Linked DNA regions of Mus musculus: region 1 is linked to region 2. The links are chromatin loops, found by intact Hi-C in ENCODE. Cell type or tissue: gastrocnemius. All regions are shown on one strand. Links, peaks and the distances in the headings refer to the core of each region. The heading gives the core; the rest is flanking DNA.

Region 1 (6,944 bases), core at 1,340-5,339, 100 kb before region 2:
CACATATTACCTGCAGACTCCTCAACCAGAGAGAGTCCTTACACTTTTCTCCGTCTTGTAAGGGGTTTAGCAGAGGGAAAAGAATGGCCAGATGGCTGAAAGGGAGGCAAAGACTGAAGCTCTTGAAAGCAAGAGTCCTCTGCAGAGAGGGGATCATGGACCCTGAGATGCAGAGGGATTTGAACATTCCCAGGGGTGCAACACCCCTCCCCCATGTTAGCCCCTCCCCCTTTCCCTTCCTACTGTGGAGGAGCTGGGTGATCAGAAGGAACTCCCTGCTGGGCAAAAGGAGGGGCTGGTGTCCATGTGTGCTAATCCGGGCGGGCAAGGTCTTCAGAGAGACCTGGGAAACTTCAAGGAGGGGAAGCCAAAGCTGTACTGCAGCTGAGCTCATTAGCCAGCACCCCCCTCCCCGAGAGGAGGAGGGTGGGAGGCCCAGTGAGCTGGCGGCAGAGAAAAGGCTGTCACTGTCCTTTCTTCCTTTCGGTACAAGCATCTCCCTGAGCCTACGTTTCTCCTGCAGTGACACCTCTCACGGGCACTAATGAGATCCATGCCACAGAGCTAATGCATTCTGACTGGACTCTGATAGACACCCTACTCATGTGGGGGAGACCACAGGCTAGTACTTCTTCCCACAGAGGGGCACCCTCCCCGTTGCCACCACCTGCCAGCTTAGCTCTTGCCAAACTCTGGTGGGCAGCAAGCTCCTGAGAGTCCATTTGGTCTCTGGCCATGCCACCTGTGCCATGAGCCTCTGCAGGGACCCCTCAGTCTCAGAGCAGAGAGGCTAAGACCGCAGGGCCGGCCCACCCAGCTGGGTATGGGGGCTGTTCACTTATTCTCCTAGCCAGCTAAAACCTGAAGTCTGTAGGCTCTGTCACAATAGCAGATTTGTCTGATCTTCCCTGTACAGATTTCAGAAAGGAAAGAAGGGAAGAAACCCAGACTCTGCTGCAGAGCCTAGCTTGGAAGATTCTAGTTTGGTTTGTTCTTTTGTGGTACTAGAGACTGAACCTAGGGCCTTGCTCTTGCTGGTAAGTGCTCTACTACTGAGTTACACCCCCAGCCTAAAAGGACCCAGTTATTGCCCATAACAAATGATATCAAGATACCCTTCTTTATATGCCTAAGACAAGGGCCTGGAGATAGGTGGGATTCCCTGGGCCAAGAGGTAGAGAGCAAACTGTAATGAGAGTAAGATGGTTCAGGACTGGAAGAGGCTGAGGTCAGCAGATGTGCAGTGTCTTCACAGAGCTGATGGACGGCAGGGCCTGTCTTGCCTTTTCTTTCTCCAGCTGTTGCCCACACCCTGCAGGCCCAGAAGGTTCATGGGAGCTTATGGAGAATAGGGAGAGCCAGCAGGAGAGGGAGGGAGGCTGAGGACACAGCTCAGCGGAGCGGCGAGGTGCTTTCCCTCAAGCATGAGGATCTGAATTTGAATCCTAGAACCCGGGTTTTTTGTTTTGTTTTGTTTTGTTTTTCGAGACAGGGTTGCTTTGTGTAACAGAGTCCTGTCTGTCCTCCTGGACTTGCTTTATAGACCAGGCTGGCCTCGAACTCAGAGATCCATCTGCCTGTCGTCTAGTACCACACCTGGCTTGGTTTTTTTGTTTTGTTTTATTTTTTTATTTTATTTTTTTAAAAGATTTATTTATTTATTATATGTGGTTGCTGGGAATTGAACTCAGGACCTCTGGAAGAGCAGTCAGTGCTCTTAACTGCTGAGCCATCTCACCAGCCCTTGTTTTATTTTTTAAGTCAAAACAATCACAAAGTTCAACACTACAAAGGCGCAGCATTGGCAGGGCACAGGGATTGAGATGTTGGGTCGGGCACTTGGGTATTTACTTAATCCTCAGGTCATCGGCTATGGGACCTTGACCAACTCATGCCAGTTTCTTAGGAAGGGAAATGTGATGCCTACCTTCACATGACTGTTAGGCAAATGAGTTTATGCAAAATGAGAGGAACACTTTGCTGACACACTGATGAAGTGAAAGAAAGGCAGACTACTCAGCAGTCGCTGGGAGGCCACCCTGCCTTGGAGATAAGCTGACTGAGGGACTGTCAGAGCCACAGGGCGGTGCAGTTCAGCAGCCTCATCTTGTACATCAGGCTCCCAGGGCCAAACCCACCCAGCCCCACTAAAATGTCTTGCTCACAAGCCTCCAAAGCTTTCCTGCTCCGTGTTGCAGCATCTCTGGACCTTCCCTAGTCATTCCTGAACTGTGTCTCCTTCAGTCTCCAGTGCTGAGCTCAAAATTCGGCCTGAAATTTCTGTGGGTACCAGGCACCATGTCATCTAGACCAACATAATTCTTGTCTCATAGTAGATGCTAGGTTATCAGTTAATGGCTGAAACAAAGTTTAACCTGGTTCCTTGCCACAGCACCCCTCCCACCCCAGCCTGGCCCCAGCCCTCAGTGCTGCCCTGGCTCTCAATTACCTTTTTGTGCCTTTCTTTTGGCCTCCCTGCCCTGCAGACTCTTCATCAGCCCTCCCCAAACAAACCAGCAGAGCATTCTCAAAGCTCAAATCAGACCTGCCCCTCAAACACCTCAAGATACACAACCTGATTGGCCTTCCACCCACCTATGCTATCCCACAGCCTATCCCCCATCACCATACTATCCTCCTCCTGTCACCATACTTCACCAGCAAGCCTGCCCCCCTGCACCGTGAGCACCTGCACAGCATCAATGTCATATCCCCATGGCATTGGAAGAGCCAATCAGAACAGAGATAGCTAAGTGGTGGGATCTGTACAATTCTTGTCCAGCATCACCCAATGCTGCCTCACCCCCACCCAACCATATACATACCATTCCCTACTCCAGCCTGGCAGCTCCTCACACAGTTAATTAGCACCATGTCACTGAGGACCAGCCTGAGTGGCCAGTGACAGGAGCTGACCCCTGACCCCAGGGCTGGGAAGCAGTCCACATCAAACTCTTACAGCGCGACCCTTTTAGCACGCACAGTAACTCGGGGCACCGCCAGCTGAAGCTCATTAAAGCTGTCTCTTTGGTGCGAGGGCCATTAACCTCACTGCTCAAAACCCACGCCTCCCTCCCTGCCTCTCCCAGCCCAATTAATGCCCTCCATGCTCCCTCCTTTCCAAGCACCCTTAACCCACACCTCAGAGCTAGCCAGGAGCTGGCAGGGCTGCCCTCTTCATTCAGACTGCAGAGACCAAGTGCCAAGAAGAGCCAGTGCCCTGGCAGCCTCTACCATTGGCAAAACCATAGAGAGGGCACTCTCTGAGCACCTACCTTGGGATAGGCCTAATTCGAGCCTTTCCCTGGGCTCCTTGCTGGCCCCTCCCACTGTCCCAGAAGGCTGGCAGCACTGCCCCTCAGCTGAGAGCTCAGGGATCTACACAGTAAAGCTACAACTCTTTCTGGCTTCATTGTTACTCAGAGCCGTGAGCCAGAGGGAAAAATGTTCTTCTTTAAAGGCCAGGCCACTTCAGGAGTCCAAACCCAGGAGAACAGACAATGGAGGAATCACTCAAGAGGCAACTGGTGAAAGGTGTCCTCCTCACAAATACACCCTAGTGCAGACATAGAGAAGCAGAGCTTCGCTCAAGGCTTCCAACAGACTCCATGCTGCTGCTCTCCTTCCTTGAACTGATGCCTTCTCAGTGGTCCTATTCTCCCTGGCCTCTCCCTTTTCCATCACTCATCCACTGAGTCACTTATTTATCTACTTTTCATCCATCTAGCTACAAGATTTTATTGAGCAACTAGTAAGCGCTAGCTCTGTGCAGCACACACTGCTCCCCTGATTCTGAATCAGAGCTCTAATCACGTCACTCTTTCGTCTTCTAACGACCCCCTCTCCCCGCCCCCCCCCCCCCCCCCCGCCAATATTCCAGGAAGGAAGAATTGCTTTTAACTAGCATTCAAGGCCCTGCTTCTAGCTGTTTGCTATGCTTTCTATTCCAGTCTTAGGAAACACTTACTGATGTCTGCTGGGTTCTTTCAGGCCTTCAGGCTTCCTTTGTACACACATTTTCTCTGCTTTGTTTTTCTACCTAGAAAACTTATTTATCATTCAAAGATCCCAACTCAAGTGAGTGTTTGTTTGTAGTAAATTTTCTGTTCAACGCTAAAGATTTATCACCTATTGGGTTTGGTGTCTCCTTTAGGCTGCATGGAAACATTTCTACGAGAAAGAACAGCCATTAGAGCAGGGCACCCCACAGAGCCCCAGGATCCCTGTCTCCCTGGCACCTAAGAATGATAGAGGGAATCCCAGGAGTCACTGTGATACAGACGAAGTAGAAGCTACCCTGGCGACCGAGAACAGGGCGGTAATCCAGACATTCCTACCACAGCTCACAGCTCAGCACCTGACGGCAAGCACGAATTTCAGGCTCCGCCCCTCCTTAGCATGTTCAGCACCTACTGGGCACTGGCAGGTGGATAAATGGATAAAGGGGCTAATCTCTACCAAGTGCTGGGACCTTCTACCATTCTGATGTCTCTCCTTCTGATGATGATACCTTGTCAAAAGTAATCAAGTTTTAATAAGGTCATAGCACCACCCACAATCACCCTGGCTCTCTCCATCCCTTGGAACAATGCCTGCAGCTGGTCATTTCTGTTCCTTGGAAGCATCTGCACACATACACACAAAATAAGAGACACAGAAAGAGACTTTTTTCTGACAGTTACCCACAGGCTGGTGGTTGTTTCCATAATCAGACACAGGCCCTCAAATCAACATGGATGTACTGTTAGGCATGCACAAAGATGGATACCTTATACTCGCTGTCACACACAGACAGCATGATACTCACACAGACACATATTCACACTGATGTATCAGAAGCTTACAGAGCTGCCAACTCTGTGGAATTGCAGCCACTCCAGTTTCTCCCAAGCAGAAATCCCAAGGGTTACCCCACCTGTTACCCCAAGCGGCCCCTCCCAACCCAGGCACTGCTCAGTGGAGGCTGCTGATCCTGTGGGGGAGTCAATACCCTGTGGACGAAGTCATCGGTCAGAAGGACCTAGACTAATTAAAAGCTGGTGAGGTTTAAATAATTCATCTCCTTAACTCCCATTGATCGTCCAGTTTAGTGGCCACAGACTTGAAACAATATTAAACAGCCTCCTCCAGCTCCACAGGGGGGTGGGTAGGCTGACATGTACCCAAATCCCTGAAGACACTGTGCAGGAGGAATAAGGGACAGCACTCTGAATCTAAGGCCACCTGTGAGTCACCCAAAACGTATATTCCAGTCTCCTCTGAAATGTTCTGAGTGGTCCTCTCTATTTGCCCCAAACCATAACGTCTTCCCTCTGCCCTCCTCCCTCCAGCCTCCTCCCCTCCTCCCTCCAGCCTCCTCCCCTCCTCCCTCCAGCCTCCTCCCCTCCTCCCTCCAGCCAGTGATGAGAACTTTCCATACGGTTGGGCTACTGAATGAGACAGGGAAACCCTCTGTTTACCAGGGGACTGAGGCATGCAGGCTGGGGACTGAGCAAGCTGCCAGGGGGATTTGTGGAGGGACTGACCAATGCCGCTGTGGGGCCGGCCTATGTGCTGCAGGCTGAGACCCTTGTTCATGTCTAGTAGTCCATTCTTGGGCCAGCAGCCCATGGCGAAGCTGTAAGCCTGGAAGACAGGAGGTAAGACTGGTTAACAGAGGCCCTGACCACTGGGCAGACCCCACTCACCAAGTCTTCCCCCAAGGCCCCACTTCTTCCCCTCGGAGACCAGTAACACCACCTCATTAGCGTCTGCCCACACGTTCCCTTTTTACCAAGGCTCTTCCCCACTGCAAGACCCCTTCCTTTTCTGAAGTCTTCTTTCTTTTGGCCCTTTCCGTTCAGCAATTGCCACCCTTATGAGGTGCCCCTTGTAAGGCTCTTCACTAGCATTCTGGCTTGCTCAGGTCTTCTTTCTGGTGAGTCCTCCCCTCATCAGAACATCCCCCTCACCAAACAGCCCTCCACAGACTCCCGTCCTAGAGCACCACAGCTGTGCTGGGTTCCTTCCCTTGGGATTGCTGGTCACAAAGACTGCTCTCAGGTAGGACCCAGGTGATTAGTGTCTCCAAATTTCACTCCACAGACAGAAAAAATGAAACAGGAGCTGGCTAACAACATGCCTATAGTCACATTGCTTTTGATTCTGCACAGGCAAGGTTGTAAAAAGCTGTAAGTGCTGTGTAAGAGCTCAATGAAAAGGGAATAAGGTCACCAGGTCAACTCAAGCATCAGTGAAGTGAAGTACAGAGTATGTTGTGAGGTTGAGGAAGGACGTGTGTGTGTGTGTGTGTGTGTGTGTGTGTGTGTGTGTGTGCGCGCGCGCGCGCGCGCGCGCGTGTTTTCTGTTGAAGGTCAAGTGCTCACTTATGCATATTCAAAGCGGCCATCCATTGATCTGTACTTAATTGTTTTCCTGGGGTTGGGGAAGGAAGTGCTGGGGGCATCGATCTGCTCAGGCCCCCAGCAGCTCCTCTGCTCCCTCCATTCTCTATCACACCAGCTGGCCTCCAGTGATCGCCATCTGTGGGGAACATGTGACAGGACAGGACCTGTCTTCTCTCACTGGGGACAGGACCAGCAGCTTCTATCCTCATTGGCATGACAGGCCTAATGTCACAGATGAGGAAACTGAGGCACACTAGAAAGTGACTTTGACCTATGTGGGTTAGACCTCTACAATGTAGCTGAGGTGGGTTTCTTCTTAGCTTGCCCAAAAGAGTCCTGGGCTTCTAGCAGTGGGCCTGAAATGAGGTCAAACATTTACCTGTGTCTTCACTTTAGGAGTTAACCGCCAAGCGGACCCTCTTCTAAACAGCATGTGGGACAGTGGTAATGGGAAGACAACTTGGGTGAGTTAAGTTGGGTGATGAAACAAAATGCCTGCCAGCCATGCTTAGATAAGCACATCAGTGCCCACCTACTTCCGCACCCAGCACTCTCACA
Region 2 (6,944 bases), core at 1,103-5,102:
CATTGTTCAGTACTGGCATGCTTGCCTAATGTGTTGCAAAGTCCTGGGTTCATTCCCCAGTACTGAGGAGCTAAAAAAAAAAAAAGAAAAAGAAAAAGAAAATCTCATGACCAAACTGGAGAGTCTAGATCACTCATCTTCTCTAACTCTTACTCTAAAGATTTTAGCCAATTTGTTTCACTAAGTTTGAGCATACTCTACCTACCATACCAGAAGCTACAGAAAAATACACTCTACACCAGTCCTCATCCCATTCCCACCAAATCCAACCAGTCAGACACCAAATGTGATCATGCAACAGGATTCTCACCTCTCCTTACTTCGAAGATGCCAAGACTGGCAGCTGGAGATGCTGAAGGGTCTGTGAGAGCTGGAAAGCCCCAATGCTGTGGACAGACACACATTTCTGCAACAGGTATATTTCAACTCAAGATTTAAATTCTCACTGGTGGTCACTCCTAGACTCATAAACTCAAACTTTGGGATTTAGCTATTACTGCGGAAAGAAAACGGTCCCACAGACCTTTCAGATGCTATTAACTAATATTACATTCATGCATGTGTGCTCAAGCTTGTATATGAATTATAGACTTCATGTTTCTAGTATAGTGTTCTCCTTAAGGAAGTTTATCTTCTAGAAATACCAAATATTCATAATATGTGAGCCTCGTTAAGGAAGTTTATCTTCTAGAATTATCAAATATTCATAATATGTGAGCCTCGACTAAGAATGATAGTCATGAGGTGGTGGTTCACTGGATAATTTCAGAATCCTATCAGAAAAAGACACAAGGCTTGCAATATTCAGAACTCAGGAACTGGGGCTGAGCCAGGACTGAAGAGAAGGGTTCATTGTTACAAACCTATAGGCAGTAACAAGAATGGAAACATACACTGGGAAACATGTTCAAAATACTTCTCAGCTGGAGAGATGGCTCAGAGACTGAGAGCACTGGCTGCTCTTCAAAGGACCTGGATTCAATTCCCAGCACCCACATGGCAGCTCACAGCTGTCTGTAACTCTAGTTCCATGGGATCTGACACTCTTACACAGACATACATGCAGGCAAAATACTTCCAAGTCTGCCTCAACTTCTAAAAAAAAAAAAAAAATCAAGCTAATCAAAGCCAAATCAAGACAACATGAGAGCCAATCACAGGCAGCATGTGCAGAAGCCAGCCAGGGCTACACACCAGGGCCATCAAGGCATATCTACCCTCGTCATCACCTCATTCAGATATGCTAAAGGATCAGAAATCACAGACATGATCTTGTAAGCTAGTGAAGTCTCTGCGCAAACATCTACAATTGGAACCATAATCCTGTCTACCACTCCACACACTTAAGACTTTATTCTATCCTGATCCCCTGGGAACAGGGCACTCTCCAGTTTATGCCACCAGGGAGTAAACTTTTCAAAATAAAATGCAATAACAACCCCTTTGATTTAGATATTTCAAGTTGAAGGGAGAGCTCTTAGCCAAGCTCCAGGACCTAACTGGCTGATTATTTACAGGATCTTTGGGCAGGAATTGTTAATGAGCTTTTAATTTGGAGTGCTTAAGTTGCCAAAGTGCTCTGAGCTCCAGTGAAGCACCACAGAATCCATAAAGGAAACCTTATCAATCACTTCCCGGCAGCTCCCTTCCCCCAGGCAGCACCTGCCGACAGGCAGCCAAGTGGGTTTCTAACCAAGATCACAGGCATACATTAGTGGAGTCACACTCCAAGTCACTGTTATAAATTGGCTTTTAAATGGTGGGCGATTCAAGTATAATATACTTAAGGTCCAAGACCGAGCCCACTAAAACAAGGTATACTGTGTATGATAAAGTCAGAATAAAGCTGAATTTGATGAAGCCAGTTTTCTGGTACAAACTCTACAGTCAAAAATCATTCGGCCAATCACAATCTACTACAGTTAAATAGCTTAGTCTTTGGCCAATGGGATTCATGTTTTGCTGCCCTTGGGCTGGGAAACCAATGAAATGCACTAGCAAATGCAAGCCACAAAAATGGTCAGAGACAATTATTGGCCCCAGTCATTGCGAAATCCAGCCTGAGGGGCAAGCTCTGTATCTCCAGATGAGGGGCCCCATACCCAGCATCTTCCAGGCCAACGTCGAGCAGCTGACATTTCACAAGAACTCAACCCAAGTCATGCTTTCTTTGTTTTAAGAAGACACCTGTTGCTGGACCACTTGCAATAAAGACATACAAAAAGCTACCTGGGTTAAGGCTCTTTCTCCACTCTGTCCACCTCTGTCCACCATTATTACCCACAGCTTGTGACTTACAAGGAAGTAAAGTGCTAGCATGTGTGCCTGTGCCAAGATGCGGAGGGGGTAGTCTATAAATAATTCCTTAATCTTCTACTTTATCTGGTCAAACCTCTCTCCTTCTCCAGAAATCTCAAACCAGGCCCTTTCATCAACTCACCCAGTCTCTCTCGCAAAGCCGAGCTCCCCCACCGCCCTCCCCAGCTATCCCTTCGCCCAGAGTTCTAACATCCAGGGTGAGCACCAGGCCAGAATCCCAGGCTCCTTAAGTGTGCGCGCCACGACCCACACCCCGCATGCATTAACCAGGGCCCAAGCTGGGGGCCCTCTCAATCTCACCCACCCCAGGGTGTTGCCCCCAGCTCGGGCCCATCCAGGTCCAGGGAAGCGTAAGGGGAGGGGCAGGGGGCCAGGAGACCAGCCCTCCTTCCCAGGGCCGCCCCCGCCCCCCGTCAGCTGCCGGAGAGGCTGTCGCCATGGCAACGCCCCCTCCTCCGGGCCAGCACGGCAGGCTCTCTCCAGGTGCAGGCCCCGGCGTCTCCCTCGGCCTCAGCAGACGCTCCGGGCAGTTGACGGCAGCGGGCACGGCCCGCGCCGCCTGCGGCGCTGGCCAGGCAGAAGCAGGGCCAGCTCCGCCCGCTTCCCACAGCCCGTTCCAGGCAGCCTCAACAGCGGCAGCCAGCACCACGAGTCCACAACACACCGACTCACCTCCGCGCACTCTGACCCCGACCGACGCGGTGGACGGGCGGGCGTGGTAGCCAACCGCTGAGCCCGCTGCTAGCGCCTTTGGCCAATGAGCTGGAGTAAGGCGGGGCTTCTTCTCTCCAAACGCTCTCTCTCCCGCCGACATGCGCGTTAAGGTGTGTCAAGATGGTGACCGTTGGCTCTGGGCCTTGTGGGACTTGTAGTTTAGAGGAGCCACGTATTCAAAAGAGAAAGGGAGGGTCACTTCTAAACAGTGAAAGGGGTTTTCTTAAAAAATAAATAAATGATAATAATAAAATAACCCGAAATCTTCGTCAGGCCTAAAATGACCCAGATGCTCTACTTATTTTCCCCACCTTGACTGTAGGCATTCGGTGAGTATGGGCTTAGGAGACATTCTCTTTAGGCGACACTTTTCTGTGATTCATTGTCAACAAGTAATCGTTATCTACTTTCTGATGCGGGCCTGAGGGAAATCTGGAAAGAAGGGAGGCGAATTCAGCTAAAAAGAAAATGCTGAGATTTCTGAAGGGCCTTTCTGAGGAGGAAGCTTCTGGCTTGTTGAGGCCCTCAGAGGAACTGTCAGGGTTAACAAGGTTTCTGGCCATAGCTGTAGTGGGTCTTTCACAGTCAGTCTCTCCAGGCAGCTGGGGAGAACTTCACCTAAAGCGATGGGTGAGTGTCTCCATCTTAGCTGTGCTTCTCTGGGAATCCACGTTATGAAATGGGAAGCATCAGTCTTAAGCCACTGGTGATTTTGACAGCCTCTCAGTCAGATCCATCTTAGGAGCCATCTTCAGTTACCAAGCTCCTCTGTCTGCCACCTGCTATTTTCCTTTAAGACAGCTAATATCAGTTCTGGACCCTGCCACCTCTGAGATCTTAATATAATGGTTCCTGCCTGAGCTGGAAATGCCTGTAATCCCCATATCAGAGAATGCCTTCTTTAATCTCATGCACATAATGGGTTAGATGGTTCTACTGTGAACCTACAGAACTGAGCACAGCACTTTACAATTGTCTCCCTGCCATCTCTCTCCCAGGAATTGAAACTCGTTTAAGATAGCTATTCATTTCCATATTGTTCATGCTGCATGGCTTATACCCAGTATGGTGTCAGTCATAGAGCAGCTATGCAATAATGTGTTTCTGACAAATGAAGGAGTAAACTGCAACAGAGACAGATATCACTCACCCCAACTGAGAAAAGGAGAGCCACGATTGCCTGTCCCCAAATCTTGGAACTAAAACTGGAGCTTCTTCTTCTTATCGTTACATAAACATTAACCTGGATTGGCCCATTCGTCAATGCGTGTTTATACTTCAGAATTGGGCACTGTCTGTTGCTGATGGTTTCATGGTAAGACATATAAAATCCATATCCTCAAGGAGCTTTTCTATAGGAAAGGAAATGGAAGGGATGGGCAATGAAAAGATAATATAAAAAGTAAAACAATGGGCTAGAGAGATGGCTCAGCGGTTAAGAGCACTGACTGCTCTTCCAAAGGTCCTGAGTTCAAATCCCAGCAACCACATGGTGGCTCACAACTGTCCATAATGAGATCTGATGCCCTCCTCTGGGGTGTCTGAAGACAGATACAGTGTACTTACATATAATAAATAAGTCTTAAAAAAAAAAAAGAATCTGTATTCTAGGACTATCCTAGAAGACCTGAGTTTGATTCCCAGCACCCACATGGCAGCTCACAACCATCTATAACTCTGGTTTTAGGGGATTTAATGCACTCTTCAGGCTTCCTCAGGCACTGCATACAAGTGGCGCACAGACATCCATGCAAGCAAAACACCCACATACACTTAGAAGAAGAAGGAAGAGGACAAGGAGGGAAAGGAGGAAGAGGAGGAGGAGGAGAAGGCAGCGGCAGCTGACCCTAGAAAATAGAGCAGATCCAATGACTACGGTTATAGACTTAGACTTAACTGGGAAGCCTAAGCCCAGGGAAGAAGAACGTGAGGCTGGAAAGGAGGGGGTGAATATACAAGGCAGGGTGTTACCCAGTTGGCCAGGGTAGCAAAGAAAATAGTTTCTCTCAGCAGATCCTATTCCAGAAAGGATATATCGAATGATCACATTAAAAATAGAGAGAAAAAGCTGGGTGTGGTGGTGAATGTCTTTCATCCCAGCACCTGGGAGGCAGAAGTAGGATGATCTCTAAATTCCAGGCCAGCCTGGTCTATAGGGAAAGTTCCAGGACAGCCAGCACACACAGAGAAACCCTATCTCGAAAAACCAAAAAGAAGGAGAAGAGGAGGAGGAAGAGGAAGAGGAGGAAGAAGAAGAGGGGGGAGAAGACAGCAGAGAAGGTTGAGAGAGAGAAACAGGGAAAAGGAAAAAGGTAGTCCCCATCATTCCAGTAGTTAATGGAGTGCCAGATCTCACACCATAGCAAGCAGAGCAGTGGCACATCTGAGACTAAAAACTGTGTTGAAGCCTCTGATTTGATCACTTCGGCTCACTGCAACCCCAACATAGAGAGCACAGTCAAAACCTAACCCTCATTCCCAGAGGAAGGCAGAATAGCCAGATGAGGGGACAAGAATGGCATGAATAACAAGTGGCCAAGGGTTCAGGTTTAGATGGGATGGCAGATGAACTGAGTCAGGTACCTCTTGGACAGTCGCCTGGCTTCAGGGCCAACGGACTAAGGCCAATGAAAACAAGATCCCAAGAAAGGACAAGGCTACCACCAAGGAAAAAAACAGCAAAATGGACACCAAAGCTGAGACCTCGTGTGACTGTTGCCTCTAAGGTGCCTATGATTAGTCTCTTTTTGAGTCAGAGCTTCTGGGATCACCCACCCAAGGCACTCATGAGATTGGGATCCTTACAAGCATTCCCACTTGGAGAAATGGGGAAGGACTCTCCAGGGCCTGCCCATCCCAGTGCTATGTGAGAGGGTTAAGCAGTCACTGAGTAGAGTAATAGCCCCTACGTTGCCCAAGGGGTAAGTAATTACCCAAGCTGGGGTGGGGTGATGGGCGAGGCCACTGCCTAAGCCTTCCATTCTACTCCAGGTTAACTCCCCATTCATGCTCTTATGTATAATAACCCCAATAAACTCATTGATGCATCAAGCAAGCCTTGGATAGAATTGTTTCTTTGGTGTGTCATTACCCTCCATATCTAGGGTGAATAGAAATAGACTCTCCAGGAAAAGTCACACAAGGGACTTTAACCAAACTTTAAAAGGGCAGAGAATGCTGACCCCTGATGACAGTGAATGGCAGCCCCCAACTGGGTATAGCTAAGAGAACCCAGGCTAGATCTGAAATCCCTTCATCCAGAGGCTGAAATAACTGCTGCCACCATCTGGTCCCTATAATCTGCACAGGATGGCATGGTACAGTTATAAGGACTGTGGGTTTGAGCCCTGGCTGTGGGTATGACCTTAGACAAATCAAATAACTCTCCAGGTTTCTGCATTTGCATCTCCAGGGTAGAGCTAGGGCTAACACCTGTTGTTAGAATTAAAGCCAAGATTTAATTGAAGAGTTCAATACATGGAAGCCGTTGTTCCTTATCTTGTCTCCTCCACCACATTCTCCAACTCTTCCTCCTACTCTGACCACAACCCCTTACCTCTTTCTCTTCCCCGTCAGCCATCTTCTACAGGATCATCGGTGGGGCCTGAACCTGGCCATCCTCTTCTCCCTGCTCTCCCCATGCTTGTTCGCCGTGAGCCTGTAACATTCATCTCCCTGGTGACCCGAATCTGAACTAAGAGATGGATGTGAGGCAGTGGAGGCCAGGGTGGTAATGTGCTCCCTTCTCTCTGGGACCCTCACCAGGGCCCAGTTAATTTTCTCTTTGATTTTAATATAGATTTATTGAAAGTTTCAGTTATCAAAAACAAACTGTAGCAGCAAATTGGTGTTCCTTGCAGGCCTACAAGTGCCTATAAAGCTGCCACGCTTGGGGACTGATGGCGCTCTCC

Evidence for each region. Hi-C counts contacts between places; a loop is a spot of excess contacts. Peaks named below come from ENCODE experiments on the same cell type or tissue, not always from the same donor. Only the 100,000 strongest peaks of a DNase experiment are listed, where the experiment ranks them.
Region 1: it touches region 2 in a loop (2.1-fold over the local background); 1 of 42 quality-filtered maps calls a loop at or near these places.

Annotation. Positions count from the first base shown.
Region 1 is chr4:117,647,988-117,654,931 of GRCm38, reverse strand. It overlaps Eri3 (exoribonuclease 3), which reads right to left. Exons shown (of 9, transcript NM_080469.4): 8 at 5,526-5,625. Among named protein-coding and RNA genes, the nearest start is that of Dmap1, 31 kb to the left of the region's middle. In gastrocnemius, for the core only: no CTCF peak of the experiment used is centred there; a DNase peak (open chromatin) is centred at 3,188.
Region 2 is chr4:117,546,410-117,553,353 of GRCm38, reverse strand. It overlaps Eri3 (exoribonuclease 3), which reads right to left and starts at 2,989. Exons shown (of 9, transcript NM_080469.4): 1 at 2,624-2,989; 2 at 311-386. The coding sequence starts at 2,758. In gastrocnemius, for the core only: no CTCF peak of the experiment used is centred there; DNase peaks (open chromatin) are centred at 2,765 and 3,068; H3K4me3 peaks cover 1,912 bases; H3K27ac peaks cover 1,712 bases.